Regions from separate parts of the Homo sapiens genome. Here region 1 is linked to region 2. A link is a contact called in ENCODE Hi-C or POLR2A ChIA-PET data. All regions are on one chromosome and are shown on one strand. Each heading gives the region's core, a stretch centred on a gene start or an enhancer-like site at or near the end of the contact. The rest is flanking DNA. Distances are from core to core; before and after follow the strand shown.

The links. A loop is a pair of places that touch in the nucleus more often than their neighbours do. ChIA-PET counts read pairs that join two places held with the same protein, here RNA polymerase II (POLR2A). Pooled maps may share reads with other maps.
Region 1: a pooled map shows a loop between it and region 2 (2.2-fold over the local background). The contact joins the enhancer-like site here to the promoter of SPTB in region 2. A Hi-C loop is called at or near these places in 2 of 50 pooled maps. POLR2A ChIA-PET finds 5 or more read pairs at or near these places in 2 of 52 experiments (T-cell and activated CD4-positive, alpha-beta T cell).

What each region holds. Positions count from the first base shown.
Region 1 is chr14:64,950,965-64,956,426 of GRCh38, reverse strand. The region is part of intron 3 of CHURC1-FNTB (CHURC1-FNTB readthrough); the gene reads right to left. It overlaps RAB15 (RAB15, member RAS oncogene family), which reads left to right. Exons shown (of 7, transcript NM_001308154.2): 2 at 3,856-3,916; 3 at 4,764-4,824; 4 at 5,276-5,353. Among named protein-coding and RNA genes, the nearest start is that of GPX2, 11 kb to the right of the region's middle. RefSeq lists an enhancer at 657-1,534. Within about 2 kb of position 3,031, at least 2 of the 41 ENCODE cell types and tissues checked have a DNase peak (open chromatin) inside an H3K27ac peak, as active enhancers do.
Region 2 is chr14:64,877,849-64,883,052 of GRCh38, reverse strand. It overlaps SPTB (spectrin beta, erythrocytic), which reads left to right and starts at 3,146. Exons shown (of 36, transcript NM_001355436.2): 1 at 3,146-3,261. LOC105370534 (a long non-coding RNA gene) reads left to right here. Exons shown (of 3, transcript XR_943942.3): 3 at 1,665-2,172. RefSeq lists silencers at 2,526-2,605, 2,676-2,815, 2,866-3,035.

The sequences.
Region 1 (5,462 bases), core at 1,782-4,281, 73 kb before region 2:
CTTTTTTTTTTTTTTTGAGATGAAGTCTCACCCTGTCGCCCAGACTGGAGTGCAGTGGCATGATCTCAGCTCACTGCAGCCTCTGCCTCCTGGGTTAAAGCGATTCTCCCCACACCCCAGACCCGCTCCTGAGTAGCTGGGATTACAGGTGCCCGCCACCATGACTAGCTAACGTTTGTATTTTTAGTAGAGACGGGGGTTTCACCATGTTGGCCAGGCTGGTCTCAAACTCCTGACCTCAGGTGATCCACTCACCTCAGCCTCCCAAGGTCTTGGGATTACTGGTGTGAGCCACCGCGTGCGGCCAGAATTTGCATTTCTAACAAGTCCCAGGTGATGCTGATGCTGTGGGTCCAGGGACACACTTTGAGAACAGCTTGTTACTCAGGCGATATGTGGACAGTAGCGTCATCTTCACCTGGGAGCTTCCTGCAGCATCTCAGGCCTTGCCCTACACCTACCAGATCAGAATCTGCATTTTAACTCAATCCCCGCGTGATTCTCATGCACCTGGAAGTTTGAGAAATATGACCTTAGAGGAGCCGGAATGTGAAACCACTGGAGGCAGAGATAGATGGAGAATATCTCTTCTTCTCACGGATACTAAAGATGCAACAAAAAGGGCTGACTCTCTGGGTGTGCACCCAGGTGGGGCTGATGACCGAAAAGAGGCCAGATGTGGACAGAGGACTCTTCCCTGAGGGAAGGCAGAGAGAACTTAGGAAAATCTGAAGAAAGGAGGTGGCTTCAGAGGAAAGGCATTCATCTGGGCCATAAAACAGTGGAGAAGGTATCCTGCTGAGAGCACAGGGGTGGGGAGGGGGTGCCCTGGAGCTGAAGTCTTCAGTGGGGGGACAGTGATAGGTGAACACACATGTGAATAAACAGTTTGCTAAGCAGCTGCGAGGGCTGGCCAAGGTGAGAAAGCATCCGTCTGCAGAGGCCTCAATAAGGCCAGTGTGTTGACTTTGTCCTGCAGTGCTCAGCAGTGGAAAAAACCAACAGCCACGCAGGGAGAGGGAAGGAGCCACGATGGGCACGGGTTACTGGGGCCAGGGCTTGACTGGTAGGTGGACACAGCTGAAGGCCCAGGTTGTGTGGGAACAGAGCGCAGAAGCAATAGATTCCTCTTGAAGATCCTTGGGCTGTTAACCTTTTTTAAATTTAAGAGAGGTTGTGTGGGCGGGGAGGGAGGAAGGAAAATCCTTCAGAAGACATAGACTTACTCTGTTTCTTCCATCATATGTGAATGCATATGAATAGCCAAAAGGTGAATAAAACACATGTTCCCAGGTGGCCAGTGAGACCTAGGTTGCAAGATGGTGGGGTGTGTGTGAGGCCGGGGAGTGCTGCGAGCCCCGGAATTCCTCAGCCTTAGTCCCCCGCCACATAGCTAAGAAGTGAGGGAGGAGGTGAGAAGGAGTCACTGCCCAGCCTCACTTCCGGTGGAGTACCCTGTCTCCTTGTCAGTTCTGTCTCTGGGGACAGTTGCCTGCTTTCACCTCTCCCTCCATCCCCTCTTCTCTCACAGGGAAAAATTCACCTTAATATTGGAAGTTCCTCTCCTAGCAAAGTCCTTCTCAGGCACCCACAGGCAAAAAGGAAACTAAGCAGAGTTAGGGCTTCCAGGCCTAGCCAACTACACGACTCTCCTCTTGCTTCCCTAAGAACCAGCGCAAGGGGCAGCGTGGGTTCCAGCATAGATGGACCTGTGTTGGAATCTCTGCACGTGCTGTGCTGACCCTGGCTAGCCATTGACCTCTCTGAGCCCTTGTTTCCTTTCCACTAGGCTCTCTGAGGGCAGGGGCCATGTCTTTTTCACTGCTCTGTCTGCACTGAGCACTGTGCAGGGCACATAGGAAGTTCCCATAAATGTTTGTGGGATAAAGGAAATAAAACCTTCTCTCTTCCTGTCCCCCTTGTGATGGCTTTGCACAAGGCACTGTCCTTGGCCAGGTTTGCTAGGCTAGTGTGAGGATAAACCAGGTATATTACAAATTGGAGAAAATTTCTCGTTCTTCTTGGAAGAAGGTGCTGTATCATGAAACAAGAATGTCTTGATTCCCTTCTATGCCAGGTACTGGGGAGAAACAGGTGCCTGATAACCGTTGATCCAGGCAGAAATAAGCATACTCCTGCTTCCCAAGGCCTGATGCTTCTCTCCTTCCTCCCTTCCTCCCTCCTTCTCTTCACTCTTTCTCTGCACACATGGAAGAATGGCTGCCAGGCATTGCCCATTTGGAAAAGTACAGCTCAATGGATATGAATCAGCTTGGGCAGGCGAGAAATGATTCACGTCTGACCAAATCGATTTAGTTCAGGTTGCCCGTTCTGCATCTTTTTTCCCTTGTAATTAAATGATGATTGGTCTTGATGGTGGGAAGGAAGAGACAGAATTTAATTTGTTTGCCTTTGTAGAAAGCTGGGGACAGCACAGATAAGGGAAGATGTCTCCCATTTGGCAAATAACTGATGCGGAGGTGGAGTGGCAGTGGTGATGGGGATGCTGGTGCCTTCAGGCCTTCTGGGCCGGGCAGTGCAGCTGGTGGCAGACGGTTCGGAACTCTACCATGTTCCCATCTGAAAACTGTGGCTGATCATGCCCACTCCTGACCTTGCTCCAGGGAGTACACAAAGACGTAAGCTTAATTAACCCACCAGACGTAGCTCTTGAATCCCTGGGCATAGTGCCTGGGTATAGTTAGAGTTGGGGAGAGGCATGGTCAGCAAAACAACCTCCCTCATCTCTCTGTTGTCACTCAGAGTCAAGCTGGCTGCTGCTGGTGGTGCTGACTTCTCTTGCTGCAGATTTCTCCAATATGTTTCTGCCCTGCACGCATTTGCCAAATCCCTTCGGTTTCTTGTGTCTCGTGGCAGCTTAGCTCCTCCAGCCCTTGGATGAAGAAGCGTGGGAACTCTTTGCTTCCTTTCCCTCCCGCAGTGACATGCCATGCCATGCCACTGCCTCTTCATCTGGTCCTATGACAGTCACTCATAAGCACCCGCATGTACCCGGCCCTGCACTAGCTCATGACAGCTGCAGTCAATTGGGCCAGGTGCTGTATCTCATCCGGCCTCCTCAGCAACCCTCTGAGATACTGGTAATGTCCCTGATGAAGATATTTACTGAGGCAGAAATGGACGCTCAGTGAAGCAAGGTGCCTGATGTTATAGCAATGAGCTATGAGTGGCCAGAGGGAGGAGATAAGCTCAGGCCTGACACCAAAGCCCATGCTCCTTCTAGTCAACCACAGTGCCTCCTATGGTGAATGAGTGAGTCAGCAACCAAGACGCATGAGGCCTTCTTTTTGGTGAGCCTTGGCTGGGTGCTGAGGCTTCAGGTACAATCATGGGTTGGAAGAGCCCTCCTCTCTCTCCACAGTCTGGCACTATGACCCCTTCTGGTTATTAACAAGGCAAAGAGAGAGAGGGAAGAAAGCAGGCAAATAATGTGGGTTGCTATTCCTAGAGATTAGAATTTCAGGAAGGATAAACACAGCGTTCTCTCCAGAAGTATAAATAGGAAGACTTCACACATGACTAGAACGAGACATGTTTTAAGTCTGTCGAGTAAGGCAGTGATGAAGTAGATTTCCCCAGATTCACTCTCCCTCCTCTGGGTCCCCCAGGGCCTTTACTTGTGGCAACTTTCAGCTCAGGGAGGGAGGAAAGCCCCTTTCAAAGCTTCAGATACTTCCTTAAGGTCAGTTTCTGCTTAAAGAAGGCCTTTACATTACTTCATCCCTTTGCCAAATTAAACTGAAAGGAAACCTTTCAAGTGTGATTGCCTGGCCCTTTCCTGTTCATTTCTCGTGGGTACGCTTTCTAACTTTCTTTCTTTCTTCCTTTCTTCAGGTGTTGACTTTAAGATGAAGACCATAGAGGTAGACGGCATCAAAGTGCGGATACAGATCTGGTGAGCTGGGGAGGAGGAGGAGGCAGATGTAGGAGAAGAGGACTTCTGGCTGCTCCTTAGCTGCCCCTGCCATGTGTAAAATTCCTAGGCTTCACCTGGGATAACTGGCCACCTCTCTGATGGATGGAAGCGAAGTCTCAGAAGCCCATCTCTTCCTATAAGCCTTAATCTCCAACCTCTAAGAAACTTTAGGGGATTGACTACAAGCACCAAAGGGCAGGAATTAGAAGGAACTGGCACACTAACCATTGTGAATTTATCTCAGGATTAGGCTTTGCCCTTGGGCTGTGCCACACTATGTTAAGATTGGAAGGAAGGAGGCTACACCCCCCATCATTTAGGGCGAGACCCTGAGAGAGTTCCTCAGGATAGCATGATGAAGTTTCCACAGTAGCAGAGGGTGCTGCTGTGGCTCTCTGCCTGAGGTCTTGGAAGCACTGCCTTTGCCAGGGTTTAGAGCTCCCTCTCAATTCCACAGCAGTATGGGCACTGCCTTCAGAGGTCCCATAGGGACTAGGGGTGTAGCAGCATCCCCTGCCAACTCCCATCCAACCAAATCTGGCCACAGTGGCCAGATTCCAGAGAGCTGTCCAAGGCCTGTTCTGGCTGTGGCTTCTGGTTTCTGCCAGGAGGGCAGTTGGCAGGAGGGGCCAAGGCCCTGCAGGCCTGGTCAGCACCAGCACAGATGACCAGGCCTCTGACTGCAGATCCCTGTGGGGATCCAAGCATCCCTGGTTTTTCACCCTTTAGCTCCCCAGTTTTTCCTACAAGGGGACAGCTCTGCTCTTCCCCTCCCCGTCTGTTCCCATGGTCCCTGCTCCTCTGAGGGACTGGCTTTCTCCTGCAGGGACACTGCAGGGCAGGAGAGATACCAGACCATCACAAAGCAGTACTATCGGCGGGCCCAGGTAAGCCACCACATTGGGGGTTTCAAAGTGGGAAGCTGCCACCCACACTCCCAGCTCTGGGTATTTGAGATGTCTGTGCCACGGATCCCCTAAATACAGTTCGCCTGCTTGGAGGAGCGCAGGGCGTCTTTCAGCTGTTCACTGATCATTTGTCCGTCCATTGTTCATGGCCCACTCACTGCAGGCAGGCCCCTGCCCTCACCCCTGACTTCCACCCTCCATCCTGGGTCAAAGATCCAGGTCAAAGCATGTGGTGTCTTCCTGCTGTAGAGAGTTCTGTGATGGGCCTGGGAGGCGGCAGTGGTGGGGTCTGAGAGAAGAGATATTTCTGGATGCTGAGCAGGGAGAATGGGAGAGTGGGACCCAACCTTTAAGTTTCCACGGCCCCTTCTGGCCCCATGACTGCACTCTCTCTGTGCATATCACATCTCTCTATTTCTCTCTCTCTCAGGGGATATTTTTGGTCTATGACATTAGCAGCGAGCGCTCTTACCAGCACATCATGAAGTGGGTCAGTGACGTGGATGAGGTAGGAGATGCCACCTCACTGCCGGGGTGTGGAGAGGGTGCCTCACCGGGGAAGGCAAGGCGAGGGCCAGATGGGAAGGCAAATGCTTCCAGGAAGCTTTGCCTTCCAC
Region 2 (5,204 bases), core at 1,897-4,396:
TAGAAGAGAAGCTAAATGCGTGTATTCAATCCACCATCTCCATCCAATCTTTACTTTTTAATTTATTTATCATCTCTACTTATTATTAAACAATACAAGCTTATTGTGAAAAACTCAAAGACTACAGAAATGGAAAGTGAAAGTTCCCTCTTATGTTAGATGATTCTAACATAAGTCTCAACTTATATCTTCTTGGCCTCACCTGTTGGTTTCAGCTAGACCTGAGTAGACAGTTCTGTGAAGGTTTACCCCCCACTCTCTGGCTGTCAACATCTATTCTCAAATGCACACCTTCTCTTCTGGCCCCAGAACTCTTCCAAATCTGCAGACTGCCTATGTGGAGCTTGCTGGGTAGCTCGGAAGTGTAGGTTTTCAACATGGGTGGGAGACCAGTGGGGGCAGTCCTTTGTCCAACCAGGATGAGGGTTAATCTCCTATCCTTCACATAGACAATTCCAAGAGGTATTCTATACTCTTCTGAGGAGGTCCCTCCAGACGTGATCCCTATTGCCCACAATGATGACCTTGATAACGAACATATGTATGTGTTTCCTTCTCCCTTCTTTTTTTTTTTTTTTTTTTGAAACAGAGTCTTGCTTTGTCACCCAGGTGGGAGTGCAGTGGCGTGATCTTGGCTCACTGCAGCCTATGCCTCCCAGGTTCAAGTGATTCTCCTGCCTCAGCTTCCCAAGTAGCTGGGATTACAGGTGCGCACCACCACACCCAGCTAATTTTTGTGTTTTTAGTAGAGATAGGGTTTTGCCATGTTGGCCAGGCTTGTCTTGAACTCCTGACCTCAAGTGATCCGCCTGCCTCGGCCTCCCAAAGTACTGGGATTACAGGTGTGAGTCACCATGCCCAACCTTTCTCCCTTCTTTTATTCTCCCAATTTCTCATTCCTGGCCACAGAGATCTGTTCCCCTTTCCCTATTATTTGACAATGCCCTTTCCTCACTGCAAGCCTAAATTTCCTCTCTTCCTCAGTTCTGATTTATCATTTCACTGTAACTCTATTAGCTGTAAAGCATTTGGGGATGCTGTCAGGATAACATGCTCTGTAGCAAATGAGGTTGTATTGAATTATTTAGCTTTCAGCTAAAGTGGAGATAACTAAAGCAGCTGAGCTGGTTTGTAAAATGTTGGGGTAATCTGTCTGCTGATTTGGAGTTTTATCATATTAATTTTTTCTTATGGTTGAAAATTATAAATTTTAAGGCTACAAAGAAAAATATGTATGCAACTATTCAGTTCAGTGCCACAGACCTATAGCTAAGGAATTATCTGGCTTGCATAGTATATAATTACGTAGCTGCAGAACCACCATTCTAGAGAACCATGAATTTATCTAATAAGTTTATTCATACAAGCTTTTAAAAAACCATAAATACATAATTTCCCTCCATTTTTTTCTAACAAAAATAGATGAAGGATTTCTTCTTGAGATATATAATAGTCTCAGCTTTTGAAGTTGGCCTGTTTTTCTTGAGCTTTCCTTGCCAGAATTTGACTTTTAAACATTTTTTTTCACAAAACAGAACTTTCTCTTTTTAACTCAGTAATAGAAAAATGCATTCTTAAATGTTGTCAACAAAGGGGAGGAGGGGATCACTGCGAATCTATCGATGACCATGAATGTTTTTGTATCCTCTTTCCCATATTACTAGTGTCTCTTGGAAAATTGAGCTGTAATAAGGATCCAGCCAAGAGGAGGGTGGAGTGAAGAATTCTGTGGCTCTGTAATACCTGGGGCGTTTGTCCCACTCAGCACATCTCAGTGTCTAAATACCCACCCTCAAGAAGTGGGACTGCAGCAGGAAGTGAAGTATCTTTGCATATGTTCAATATATAAACTAAACTCGAACATCTGGCAAACACCCCTTTCCTGGGTGAATTCTGGAAAACAGCACAATTATAATCCCAAGCAAATAACTCAGGAGTAAGACTGTTCCCTTGTTAAGAACACCAGGCAGCATCAGTAAAAGTTAAAACTTCTTCTGCATCTATGCGCTTTTAATCTCCACGGCCATTTCCATAATACCTGAGATTACCTGCGTTGATAGCTGGTGAGAAATCATCCCAGGCACCGCAGGTGGAGAAAAGAGATGAAAGCTACCTCAAGGCGTACACGTAAACCTTACTGAACAATGACCTTGATCGTTAGAAAGTCAAGAAAATGTACTGCCTTGCAAGCTGCCGGTGTTCTATTGAGTTTCTCTCCGGGGGCAACTCGGAGATGCCTTTTTGGCACCATCGGTTCTAGTATTTCCTCTGGCCTGCTGCGCCGCGCCTCATCCAGGCTTGTAGTGAGGCACCCCCACTCGCCCGGAGACCCGGGCCGGCCAGGAGGTGCCAGTGGGCAGGTGTGGCAGCCTGCCTGTTGATTACAGTCCCTACAATGTGCGAGCTCCTTGGGACTGCAGGCTGCGCGCCGCCAGCTTTGCCTGGTTCGTCCTGATTACACTAGGTTTTCGGGCAGAAACAGCGACACTGAGCTCGGGCTGGGGGTGGGGCCCTCGGGCCCAGTGCCCGCCCCCTGCCCTCCCACCGCCAGCCGAGAGAAGCCCGCCCGGGAGCGCGCTTTCTAATGCACCAGCCCCCGGGAACAATCTGTCCCTCCCAAACCCGCCACGGCGGGGGTTCACCTCCCGGGTACCCGCCGCGCCCACCCTATGGCCTAAATGTCTTTTCATATATTTTAAAAACTGAACTGTGTGCAGTGGGGATGCAGGGCGGGAAAGGCTGGAGGGCTCATTTTCGCCACCAGGCTTGCCTCTCCGGGCGCACGAATTAGGCCCGAGCTAGAGTCCAACCCCCTTCCCGCCTCAGGGGGCTCGGGGTGGCGCGGGGTTAGGGGCAATGAACGACGATGGAGGCGCCCCAGGCTCAGCGGCGGGCGGGGAGGCAGAGGCGGGTTCCAGGAGCCGGGCTGAGGCCCGGCAGGTGCCCCCAGGCGCGGAGGCTGATTGGCAGGTGCGTGAGTGGGTGGGGAAGGCGGGGGCTGGGCTTGGCGCTGCGGGAGGCTGCGGCCCCGCCTCCCCGCCCCCGCCGCGGGACTATCTGGTCCCGGCAGCAGCGATGTCCCCCGGCAGGAATGTCCCTCCTCAGATAATGTTATTTATATCTCTGGGCGGGTCCGCGGCTCGGCAGCACCAGGCGCCCGGCGGCCGCTGTGCCAGGAGCCCCGCGCTGCCCTCCTCCCCCTGCGCCGCCGCCGCCGCCACCCCCGGGCTCGGGGTGGCCCCCGCTTCAGTCCCAGGGCAGGTGAGTCCCAGGAGGGCCCGGCGGCCAAGGGAGCTGGGTGCGGGTGCGCAAGGCTGGGACGCGCGGCGCCAGCTCAAAGGAGCGCTGGGCCCAGGGGGCGCCTGACGCGCAGGGCCCAGAGGACCGGGTGGGAGTCCAGCCCCGGTTGTCGGGCGTGGGGTGGGAGGGGTGCGGGGCCCGGGAAGCCCGGCAGCTGCGGCAAAGATCATCCCGGGACGCGGGAACGCGCGCGGGCGTCCGAGGCACTTGGTGCTAGCTTTGGAGAGCGGGATCCCGGAGAGTCCGTCACCCCGGGGCGCAGGGAGAGGGTGACGGGGGTGCGTGTTCTCGTCCGCCTTCTCCAGGACCCCGGCCTGGGAGCGAAGGGGATTGCGCCTCTAGCCCGTCCGACCGCAGCGCTGCTCTCTGCCTTTTTTTGTCCGGCTTCTCAGCCTTGTGGCCGCTCATATCCCTCTTCTGGGGAACTTGGCTGCGCTCTCCTCGGGCCACCCAGCGCCCAGGCAGGAGGGACAGGTGAGGGCAGCAGAGGGGGCCGGGCCTCCGGGTGCTGGGAGCCACCCAGAGAGTGACCCCGTGTAGACCGAGGGAGGAAAGATCCTAGTGCCCCAAGCCATACTTCAAGGACCCCTAGTCTTCCTCTCCCAAAGAGTTCCTCTCTTCCTCTAAGCTTCTCCGGGCTACTCTACCCTCACCCTCCTCTCCAGTTTCCCCTCTTCCTCTAACTTGGTCTTGAGAAATAGCAGAAAGTGGGAGAAATAACAGAAGCTGTAAAACAATCCCCAACTCCCACCAACTCATCCGTACTTCCCAGGCTGGGGAAGCAGCTGCGGGGCTGGAGTGCTGTTTCCCTGACAACGAGCTTCAGGTAGGGCCTTGAGTTACAGCCTATTAATATCCAAACCACTGTTTTCAGTGAGCAATTAGAGGCGCCAGCCAGGAGTAAGGAAAATGAAAAGAAGCCACTGTTTTTTGTACATCTAAATTTTAGATGCATCAGATTGGGGGGTGGGGTGGGGGGATATAGTGACAGCCTTTTTGTACTGAGAATTTCTGTGGGGAGAGACTAGGCTGTCACCTCCAGGTAGGAGGCAGTCATGCAAAACCCCTGCCTGGAGGTAGTCACGATCCGTATTTTAGTTTCTAAGGGAAGAGATTCAGGCGGCTCCCTAATGAGAGGAGTCTGCAAATCAAAGATTTTTAGGCACAGCTCAACTGTCCACTGTCCTATCCTTAGCTTCACAGATGGCTCTGAATTTTATTCTAGAATTCCCTCTTCGCCCACCCCTTCCCCCACTATAACCCAAGGCAGGTCATTTCTTATTTTAGGATTCAGCTTTTATTCTTTTGCTCTGAGTCCCAGGTTCCAAAATGCAATTGAAAACACCTTTTTTTTTCTAAGTGCAAAATGATTGTTAATGTATGCTGAATGTCCAGCACCTGACACAGCTAGGCCTGTGCTTGCCTGGAGGCTTGCAGGCTAGCCAGGAAAGGGAATGTTAAACTTACATTGAAGAAGAGCCCACCAGCCTTGAAACCCACTAACTCCAGAGGTGGGTCATTTATAAAGAATTTTATCAAAAACTCTAGAGTAAAGCACCATTGAAAGACATAAACGCTCATGAAAATGTGGCTTTCAGACCCCTTAGCTGTTGCTCTTAGCTTTATCAGTGCCCCAGTGGCAATGATGGGGATGAGCCAGTCCTATTGATCTTGAGTTCTGGGAAGACTCAGAGTCCACTCATGGAATTGTAAGCACCCAAGGACTCCCAGGCATCCAGGATGGGCCTTGTAGCACAGGCGTATCAAGTTCTCCTGAGCGGCTTGCCCAGAAGAGAGTTGGGATACCACCTTTGGCTCTGATCAATGCTTCTTCCAAGTGTTCTGAAGGTGTCCTATAGCAGAACGCCTGCTAGATGACTAGTTTTGGGGGTGAAGGTATGACA